Regions from separate parts of the Homo sapiens genome. Here region 2 is linked to region 1. The links are chromatin loops, found by intact Hi-C in ENCODE. Cell type or tissue: endothelial cell of umbilical vein. All regions are shown on one strand. Each heading gives the region's core, and the rest is flanking DNA. Links, peaks and the distances in the headings are about the cores only. Region 1 overlaps DDC (dopa decarboxylase). Region 2 has its middle 100 kb from the start of IKZF1.

Region 1 (5,374 bases), core at 274-5,273:
GAGGCAGAAAAGTGAGCCACAGTGTTTGACTAACGCGCTTCCTCCAGAAACTGGATTTGCAGACTGGAGGCACAAGCAAAGTTTTACAAAAGGAAACATTTGTCAGCTGAAAAATGCCTTGGACTTCCTTCATGAGAGGACTCACTATATGGCATGAGAGAAGAATGGACAGAAACCAGTACACAGATGGGTTTGGTGGCATCTACAAATTATGCAAATAAAATAAAAGCCATAACCTTGACGACATTATGCTAAGTGAAGAAAACAGTCATAAAAGGCAATATGTTGTATGTTTTCATTTATACAAATGTCCAGAATAGACAAACCTACAGAGACAGAAAACAGATTAGTAGCCCTGAGGATGGGGAAAGTGGCATGACTGGGTGTGGGGTTTCTTTTAGGGGGATGAAAATGTTCTAGAATTAGATTGTGGTGATGGCTGCACAATTCTGTAGATATACTAAAAATACTCAAACGTAGCCTTTTTTTTTGAGACAGAGTCTTGCTCTGTCGCCCAGGCTGGAGCGCAGTAGCACAATCTCAGCTCACTGCAACCTCCGCCTCCCAGGTTCAATGTGGTTCTCCTGCCTCAGCCTCCCGAGTAGCTGGGATTACAAGCATGTGCCACCACTCCTGACTAATTTTTGTATTTGTAGTAGAGACGAGGTTTCACCATGTTGGTCAGGCTGTTCTCGAACTCCTGACCTCAAGTGATCTGGCCTCCTCGGCCTCCCAAAATGCTGGGATTACAGGCGTGAGCCACCACGCCCAGCCCAAATGTTAACTTTAAATGAACAAAGTGAATTATATCTCAATAGAACTGTTAAAAAAATAGAATATAAAAGTCCTAGAAGAAAACTGTCAACAAAAACAAGAATGAAAACAACTGCTTGACAGCAGATGAGTCTAATAAGCACGATGCCAACACTAAGGTTGGTTGACTGGACACATCCTGGACATGGATGGACTGAGGCTCCTCCCACAAACATCCAGAGCGTGTCTTGCCCTCTCGGTCCTCTGTGCACCTCCCAGGTCTCATCACTTTGTGCTCTTCCAAGGGCTCAAGTCTCCTCTCCTGCTCTGCTACCTGCAGGCTTTCCCACGGCTGCAGCTCCTCCTCGCCTCAGAGCTCCAAGAGTCAGGTGAGGCAAAAGGACATAGTAGGTGGAGTGGCAGTGCCACACTCTGACTGGCAGCCCCTTGACAATGACACTGACCCCAGCCTGCTCCTTCTCCTGAGTGCTGTCTTTAATTTGAACAAGGAAGCCTCCTGGAAAGGCTTGAAATGATTGTGAATTAAAAGCTACCTCAGCCGGGCGCAGTGGCTCACGCCTGTAATCCCAGCACTTTGAGAGGCTGAGGCGGGTGGATCACGAGGTCAGAAGTTCGAGACCAGCCTGACCAACATGGTGAAACCCCATCTCTAAAAATACAAAAATTAGCTGGGCGTGGTGGCGCACACCTGTAATCCCAGCTACTCAAAAGGCTGAAGCAGGAGAATCACTTGAACCCGGGAGGCAGAGGTTGCAGTGAGCCGAGATTACACCACTGCACTCCAGCCTGGGCAACAGAGTGGGAGACTCTGTCTCCAAAAAGAAAAAAAAAAAAAAAAAAAAAAAACCTTATAAACCAAACAGAGCATTTGGTCTCACCTGGCTCTGTGTACACAAGGGAGATTACCAAGGGGCATGTGTGCAGTGCATCTTAGAGCCTTTTTGAGAACTGTATCATGATTCTCAGTAGAGATGGCTTATGCCCCAACCCGTGTGGGCCAGCCTGCCCTCACCTGGTGAATGCACAGCATCAGGCAGCAAAATAACAGCACGCCACAACACAGTGTCAAACAGACTCCTGTGTGGGCATCTTGTAAAGGTGCGCAGCCAGCAGCTCTAGGGTGGGGCCCAAGACTGGCTTTTCTAAGGAGCTCCCAGACAATGCTGATGATGCTGATGCTGTTGATCCACAGAAGACACTCAGATTAGTGAGGCTATGGACAGGCCGCTGTCCTCCAAGGAGGGCCAGTGGCAGAGGTGTGGGATGGAGCCTTGAGGAAGGAAAAATGGTAAAGATTCTGCGGCCAATAAGCTATGTAAGTTAGAAGTCTCATGGCAGGCTTGAGGAAGCGGGAACAGCCGCTGTGCGTGGAAACAAGGCTGTGTAGCATGGGGCAGGGCAGGCCGGTGGGCCAAAGAATGCAGGCTTTGCTCTGCCATCTCTGGAGAGCCAGTGCCAGTGTTTGAGCATGGAGGTAATGAACAACACTTTCCCCTCTGTCACATTCACAGAAAATGAAGAATGGAATAGATGTAGACAAACCTTTAGCCGAAAGCAGACAAGCCCCAGAATGACTTCCACACAGATTTCAAAGCGGGGATCCTGGCGCACCAGTGACTCAAACTCATGGGACAGCTGGACATGCTTCAAAGAGGAAAGGGAAAATCTGTTTTTCTCATGGCCATTTAATTCAGAACTTAACTACCTAGAAAACCTTATTAGACTGCCCATGTATAATTCATTTAGACGCTCTTGGCAATTTTCCTCAAGTGCTTTTACCGTTCACTGACCAGCTGTTTCCAGGCAGGCTAAGAAACTCATTCCCTACATTAGCACAGGTCTAGTGTCCTCAGAACACCAATTGTCATTTTCTTCTGTTCATGGGACTATTCTTATCCCACCCAAACTGTCTTTTATAATGTTAGAATAAACACCGTGAGGAGGTATTTGATCATTCTGGAAGAGACAATGGCTAATGCCCATCGAGTTGCTCCTCTGTGCTTGAGGTGCCAGCGCTCACCACTGCGGCATCCTCAGGACAGCCCACAACACAGAAGATATCATGATTATCCCCATTTTGGAGATAAGAAAACAGGCTGGGAGAGGGTGAGCGACATGCCCAAGGTGCACCCGGAGGCCTTGGCTGAGCTAGGATTCTAAGGCAGCCTGATGGAGCTGCAGCTCTGTGGCTGCCACAGCTGTTGCTCCTCCTCCGCGTTTGCCACCTAGAGCTGGGCATCCTGTCCGCTCTGTCACATTCAGAAACGGCCTTCCTCTCATTGAATATCACACTGACCTTATTTCACTTCCAAATAGTTATAGAACTCAGAAGCTATTCAGACAGCATGTGATCCTAGGAGAAGGAGCCCTCCGTGGCGTAGGCCCGTGCCTTGCTCATTCTAAGCCCGCGGATACAGCAGGGCCCCCATGTTGCAGGTGCTGGGGAGGACCTGCGGAAACGCGGCGCCTCGCGGGCAGGGGGTGGCTGGGACAAAAACACGTGTCATACGAGTGGTTCCTCGTCATGCCACCAGAGAGCGCCAAAGACCTCGGCCTCATGGGCGATCCCGAAAGCCGGTTCCCGCCCAAGGAGACAGGCTTTGAGCATCGCTGGACTCTGCTCCTAAGGCAGGATTGGGTCCCCTTTAAGAAAGAAGTGGAGTGTGTTTTAAACAGGAGCCAGCATGATCATAACTAGTTGTCCTTGAGCTTAAAGACGTCATCATTGTGGGGAGATAAATCCCTTATTTTTTGGCTTTCTTTCCCCAAAAAAGCTGAATTCGTCTCAAATGGGTAGAGGGGGATTTCCTACCCAGGAATTCATATACATACTCCTTTCCCAGTTCTCGCCCCCAAACAGGTCCTCATAGTGCTCGGCAGCTCCTGGAACTGTCCTCACCGAAGCTTTGGGAGTAGGCAGTTCATGGCACATCCTAGGCATTCTATGAAGCTTGCAGATGGATGTGTTTATATATGCTGTGCCACAGAGGAGGTGGCTGGGGACACCTGCCCCTGCACACCTGGTTGTGAAGTGGCAACAGGACTTAAAATGGAGGGCTGTTACCATCACTAAGGCTGAATATCATAAGTGTGCTTGTTCCCATGAAGCCTGGGGACCTCTGTCCATCAAGATGAGGCCACAGCTTAGGAAGGACACCAGGATCAGAGAGAGCCAGCAGAACAGCAGCAGGCCTTCTGCAGCTGGCTAAACGGGTGGCTCTAGGCAGATCCAGGCTCATATTCAGGACTCAGTTTCCTCATTTTTTTTTTTTTTTTTTTTTTTGGTGAGACGGAGTCTTGCTTTGTCACTCAGGCTTTAGTGCAGTGGCACAATCTCTGCTCATTGCAACCTCTGCCTCCCAGGTTCAAGTGATTCTTCTGCCTCAGCCTCCCGAGTAGCTGGGATTACAGGTGCCTGCCACCATGCCTGGCTAATTTTTTGTATTTTTTTTTTAGTAGAGACAAGGTTTCACTATGTTGGCCAGGCTGGTCTAGAACTCCTGACTTCATGATCTGCCCACCTCGGCCTCCCAAAGTGCCGGGATTACATGCGTGAGCCACCACACCCAGCCAATTGTTATTTTAAAAAAAAAAAAAAAAAAAAAAGCAGGGGAGTGGGGCTTGGAGCTGATAAGTGGTTCTCAAATTTTAGTGCATAGAGAAGGTGTCTGGTTTGCTTGTTAAAACAGAGGTTGCTGGGCCCCACTGCAGGCCGGCACTGCTGGTCTGGAAGCATGTCTGAGAACCACTGGACTAGGGAATATCTATCTTATTCTGGCAATTTTGGGGGAGAAAAACACAGTCCTTATGTTCTCATAATTGCCATTGCTCAATGAACTTCATTCTTGGCTAGATGTGGCTAAAGCACAACCTATGTGATGTTTCTACTGTGACCATCTTCCTGGACCTGATAACCTGCAATCTTAACGAAAGTGACTTAACAGATCTTATAAATAACCTCATCTCAACAACCCAAACTACAGTCTGGTTCTCTTGCCATGTATTTGCTTATTAAGACATTTGAAGGCCAGGTGCAGTGGCTCACACCTGTAATCCCAGCACTTTGAGAGGCTGAGGTGGGTGGATCACCTGAAGCCAGGAGTTCAAGATCAGCCTGACCAACATGGTGAAACCCAATCTCTACTTAAAATACAAAAATTAGCTGGGCATGATGGCGCATGCCTGTAATCCTAGCTACTCAGGAGGCTAAGGCAGGAGATTCGCTTGAACCCAGGAGGCAGAGGTTGCAGTGAGCTGAGATTGTGCCATTGCACTCCAGCCTGGGGGACAAGAGTGAAACTCTGTCTCAAAAAAAAAAAAAGAAAAAAAATTTGAATTTATTTCTAAAGTCCCGAAAGACCTCCGCAATTTTACCGTGATAAATAATAAAAACAAAGTCACCTTGCGGATATAAGCCTGCAGTCCTTTGACTCCATACATCCTAAATACAAACCACATTTTCAAAGAGCGAAATCTTCTGCCCAGTGGTATCTGCCAATGCTGAAATGAAACATGAAACAGACCATCAGTGAGGAAGATATTAAAAGCTGGCTTCCTTTTCGGCTCACCGGCTCGCCTATTTCTCTTGGAGGCAGCCGAT
Region 2 (5,374 bases), core at 259-5,258, 260 kb before region 1:
GATCCCTTTTGATGGCCTTTGCCCTGTGACCAGAAGAATGCAGAGCATGCTGCAGTTTGGGACCTCAGCTCTGCTGTCAGCACTATGACAAGCTCTTGTTATCTGGTCTCTGTGGTTTTTGATGGGCCAGTGAAATGGGGAGAGGGTGGCCTTTAGGGCCACATAGATGTGAGTGCAAATTCCAGTCCTGCCACTTAACGGTTTTGCATCTACTCTGTGAGGCTCAGTTTTCTTATCTGTAAAATGGAAAATTAATAAGAACCTTGCAGGGTTGTTGTGAGCATTGAACAAGATGATGCAATTAGAGTATGTCATGTAAAAGAGGCAATGAACTGTTCCAAAGCCTAGTGGCTCAGAAGAGCAAGGAGTTGCTGTCTCTCAGGACTGTGCGGATTGTTCCCTGAAGAGTGTGGCCTCAGCTCATCTGTGCAGCTTCTTTGAGCTGTGGGGTCAGCAGAGCTGGTGGTCACATGTCTGGCAGTTGGTGGCTGCCTCAGTTCTTCTCCATGTGACTCTCTTCCTCCAGAAAACCAGATAGGTATTCCTTCCTAGTGGTCTCAGGGCAGTTTCAAGAGGTCAAAAGCAAAATCTGCAAGAGCCCTCAAGGCGTAGCTTCTGGAATTTGCACAACTCTGTCTCCATCCATTTCATTATCCATTGATGTCAGTGCAAGTCACAGGCTGCTCCTGAGTCCAGACTCCAGGGATCAGGAAATGGACCCCACTTCTTGATGGGAGAGCCCCAAAGCCACATTGCATTCTTCTGCTCTTGTATGCTCACCTCTGACACTATCTACTGTCATACACCATCTTCAAGAGTAAAAATAGAAGAGATAGAGATTACTGACTGACACTTAGCATTCCTAAATTTTGAATCTGACCCTGGGTCAGCAACCTACCCCTGCAAGCTTCCCATGGGAAGCTAAGCCTCAAGAGAAAATCCCTGGGTGTCACTGTTGGCCTCAAAGCCACGTAGAATCACTTCAGTGACACCACTTGCCTGAACTGAAGGGAGCAGGAGTAAAACTACTTTACTTCTTTGTTTTCCTCAGCCTAGCCCTGTTATTATCCTTACTCCTTTGATGGTAGCAGGAAAAATGTTCAGCAAGGAGAAGCAAATACAAAACACAGGAACCAGAGCAAAAGCACAGAACAGTGTTCACCCTAATGCCTGTTTATTTTGTATCTCTCTGTCTAATGCTCACCAGAACTACATGGCCCAATCAATATCCCTGGACTAGACCAATACAAAAGCACTCCTCTTCCTTGAGGATAATGAGGGGAAGAAAAACTAAGGGAGGTAGGAGCTTCCCCCTGCTAGAAGTCACCTCCCAAGGCTGAGGCCAAGCATTTTTCCATTTACTCATTCAATAACAATTTATTAAGCAACTATTAATCTTTTACCCCAGGCACTGCTCTAGTACAGAGATCCTGTGTGTCAGTGAGGAGCCTGCACTTTTCTCGTACGATTCTCTCTCTGAGCTCAGCATGGCTGGCCATGCATTGTAGGCTGCTGTCCAAGAGGCTTGCCCAGGCCAGAGACCACCCCAGTGCTAACTGTGCCTTCTCCCCCAGGCTCCATCCCGCACACTGCCTCTTTCAGATCTCTTTCTCTCTCCCTTTGTAGCTCTGTTCCTTCTGGAAGGTGGGGAGGCTCTCTTCTCCCCTCTGTCTACCCAGTAAATTTCCATTTACCCATCAGTTCTCCATAAAAGATTACCTTCCGCAGTGAAGCCTGGCTGGCTCCTGGGCCGAGTAAAGCTCCTCTGTTCTATGGTCTTGTATGATAGGTTCCTCGCCTTCATAATATTCTCAGTTGTAACCATACAGTCATTTATGTGATACTTTGGTTAATCTCCATCTCCCTCCACGAGGCTCTATGCTTTCTGCAAACAAGCACCATGGTCATTTTCTCTCAGCGCCCTATTTCCAGTACCCAGCATAGTCCCTGCAGCAAGCTGTTTATGATCATCGTTTGCATAAGTGAATGGATGGATGAATGAGCAAATCTCCCTGTGTGGTCTGCAGAGGTATCCCCTGAGCCTGTTGCTGGGAATGTAGGGCCCTAAGACAAAACCTTACCTCAAATGAAGACGTCTTCCTAAAAGGCTCAGATCCATCTTTCTCTCATTTCTTTCAGGTCCTCAACCAAGAGCCCCAGGGACCTCATTTCAAGGGTCCCTCCTTCTGTTTCTCACAGGAAGACTAGGAAATACTCGTGCTAACAGATTCCATTGGCTGCCTTAACTGTCCCAAAATCCCAGAATCAGCCCCAATCCTTGCCTTGTTATAATTCAGGTACAGAGAAAACATAAAGACGTTCACAGTTGTAGAGTGATAAAAGCAAATGCTCTTCCATTGGGCCCACAAGTTTTGAGCACCCACTGTGTGCCAGCACCAGCACTCACAATGAAGCAATTCTATGCTGGGATTTTTTGACATCTTAAAATGCCACTTGGTAGTGGTTTGCTAAGAGGGACAAGAGGGAGGATCATGAGTTGAAAGCTGCTGTGGAAGACAGTATAGTTTTCTGGTAAAGACGCATCCAAACTCAGAAGAAGCACAGACAATCTACGACTTCCTGTTGGCTGCTCTTCCAGACAGTCTGACTAGCCTGCCGACATAGCCCTGGTTTTTGAGGGGAACTTAAGCCCTGCATTTAAGGGCCTAGATCATCGCTGCAAGTATCAAAGAACAAAGAGCATAGTCATTAATTTCTAGAATGATGGCTGTAATGAGGAGATGCCGACCTGAAGTCCCAGGAAGGAGGAATTAGCAGCCCACATTTTGTCTTTCCATTGACTGTTGTAGGGTTACAAGGAGAGATAAAGCAATGAGAGTGGCACTGGTTGGCTGTGCTTGCCTTTTAAATATATATATATATTTAACAAGCCTTCATTTTGTCCTAAGAGAAATCAAATGCTGCATTTAGGGGCCTGCAGCAGAGCACAGAATGGGTCGCTGGCCCACTCCTAGCCTGAGCTGCTCCTGACCTTGGAGTTGAAGCTTACCTCGCTGCGGGAGGTCTGATAAGGCGATCTCTGCTCTCCTCGGAGATGCATAAGTGCAGACAGCCAGAGAGTGCCGTGGGTTTCCACCAAGGCCAGGCTATTCGTCATGGGCTCTCCTTGTGGACTGTGCAGGTCTGGGTGGGGGTGGGATTTTAGGAGGGAAATAATGGTGAGGAAATCCTCTCCCTCTCACACTAAAAGTATTTTTTCTTCCCCTGTGAGTTGGGAAAAAAATGGGAATTTTACCAAAATAAATAAATAATAATGATTGCAGAATTACTGTGCTGGAGCTTTTAAGAGCCCAATCTGCAAATGGGGTAAACGGCCACCAGATGGCAGTACTGACCAGGTCCTTGAATCAACCAATGCGGAGCCCACAGACAGAATCCCGCATCACGCTCTCAGGGAGGAAACTGAGGCCAGATCCCATGAAATCATTCGCCAGATGTTAAAAAAAAAAAAATCAGCTGATTCTATTCAGCGTGGCTCTGCTTTCTACAGGGGTCAAGTCTATCACATTGCTATCTTAAAGGACTTCACAGTTGTAGTGATGGAAGCAAATTCTCTTCTTCCATCAGCCCACATGTTTTGAGCACCCACTGTGTGCTGGCACCCAGCCAGGCACAAGGATTTGCAGGGAATGAAATCAGCTCCTGCCCTCCTGGAGCTCGCGGAGCACTTGTTTGTCTGTCTGTCTGTCTTTCTTTCTTTCTTTCTTTCTTTCTTTCTTTCTCTCTCTCCCTTCCTTCCTTCTTTCTCATTCTTCCTTTCTTTCTTTCTTTTCTTTCTTTCTTTCTTTCTTTCTTTCTTTCTTTCTTTCTTTCTTTCTTTCTTTCTTTTTCTTTCTTTCTGTCTTTCACTTCAACTTTTATTTTAGATTCAGGGGGTACCCGTGCAGGTTTGTTGCGTGCATATATTGCTTGATGCTGAGGTTTGGGGTACAATTGATCCCATCAGCTGGGTAGTGAGCATTGTGCCCAATAGGTAGTTTTTCAGTCTTTCCCCCTCCCTCCCTCCCTCCCTCTCTAGTAGTCCCCCATGTCTGTTACTGCCATCTTTATGTTCATGTGTGCCCAATGTTTAGCTCCCTCTTACAAGTGAAAACATGCGGTATTTGGTTTTCTGCTCCTGTGTTAATTCACTTAGGATAATGGCCTCCTGCTGTATCCATGTTGCTGCAAAGGACATGATATCATTTTTACAGCTGTGTAGTATTCCACGGTGTATAGGTATCATGTTTTCCTTACCTAGTCCACTGTTGATGGGCTCCAGGTTTGTTTTGCTATTGTGAATAAGCACTTGTTTATTACGATGTACCTAGGCAGTGCCAGCACCAAAGTCTTACCCAGTTGACGGGAGTTCAAAAGGAGACAGCATCGGCTGTGGATGGGGGAGGGCAAGCCAGGAAGAGGGGCAGGTAAGTTCAAAGAGAAGGTGACATTTTAGTATGTTTTGAAGCCCTGTGTGACTCACACTTGCCTGCCAGGGAGGAAGATGAGGTTATTCCAGGCAGAGGAGCAGCCTGGCCAACAAGACCCTGCATAGCTGGCCACGGAAGTCGGCTGAGGTTGCAGTGTGTAGAGTGTGTGCAAAGTGGGGGGTGGGGGTGAAGCTAAAAAGGAACACGGGGCAGCTTGTGAAGGGTGCTGGACCCGTGATGAGTCGCTTCCCTAAACACGGAGCGACTCATCACATTGCACAGGCGTTGACTGGGCTCGGGGAGAATGGGGGATCGAGAGAAGGAAGCACCAGGCATCCCTCCTGGGACTGATGAGCTGGGCCAGATAAATCTGGGATGGAATTGACCTTAGGCTACCCACCCCCAGCCCCCACCAGGCCGATGGGGTCCTTGGGGAGTCCCACAGCACCCTCTATCGCCGCACCTCTCCCCTCACAGCAGTATCACCGGTGAGCTCCTCTGTCCCCTGGATTAGGAGAGGAACCCCCCGGAACGCAACGCTGCTGGAAATGGGCTCCTGCTTTTGTTTCTCTGTCCCATCAGGATCTGCCTAAGCTCCCTCGTGGAGTGGGTACCCTATAAGCCACTGTGTGGTGTGGACGCACGAGGGGCATGAAGCAGGGGCAGTGAGTGAGTGTCCCTGAGTTTTCTAAGACAAAGCAGCAGCGGCAGATGATGGGACCTCCATGGGGAAGGCCGCGATGCCGAGGAAGGAGGGAGAGGTGAGCTCTCTGGCACCAGGACCCAAGGCCTTCTAGTCCACGTTAGGCCGCAGCCCCCACTGCACGTTAGCCTGCCCCTGGGCAGAAACACCCTGGGGTGCACAGTGTATGGGGAGCTCATGCTCCTGGGAGGGTGGCAGGGGAAGAGGAAGGCGCTGGAGCAGGCAGAGATGGAAGCAAGGA

Evidence for each region. Peaks named below come from ENCODE experiments on the same cell type or tissue, not always from the same donor. Only the 100,000 strongest peaks of a DNase experiment are listed, where the experiment ranks them.
Region 2: a loop joins it to region 1, with 6 times the contacts of the local background. A loop is called at or near these places in 6 of 110 quality-filtered maps.

What each region holds. Positions count from the first base shown.
Region 1 is chr7:50,464,898-50,470,271 of GRCh38, forward strand. It overlaps DDC (dopa decarboxylase), which reads right to left. Exons shown (of 15, transcript NM_001082971.2): 12 at 5,176-5,274; 13 at 2,317-2,418. Among named protein-coding and RNA genes, the nearest start is that of FIGNL1, 17 kb to the left of the region's middle. In endothelial cell of umbilical vein, for the core only: a CTCF peak has its summit at 3,295 (motif pointing right); a DNase peak (open chromatin) is centred at 3,304.
Region 2 is chr7:50,202,182-50,207,555 of GRCh38, forward strand. No RefSeq gene overlaps it. Among named protein-coding and RNA genes, the nearest start is that of IKZF1, 100 kb to the right of the region's middle. RefSeq lists enhancers at 3,422-3,601, 4,382-5,311 and a silencer at 4,618-4,667. In endothelial cell of umbilical vein, for the core only: a CTCF peak has its summit at 3,325 (motif pointing right); a DNase peak (open chromatin) is centred at 3,360.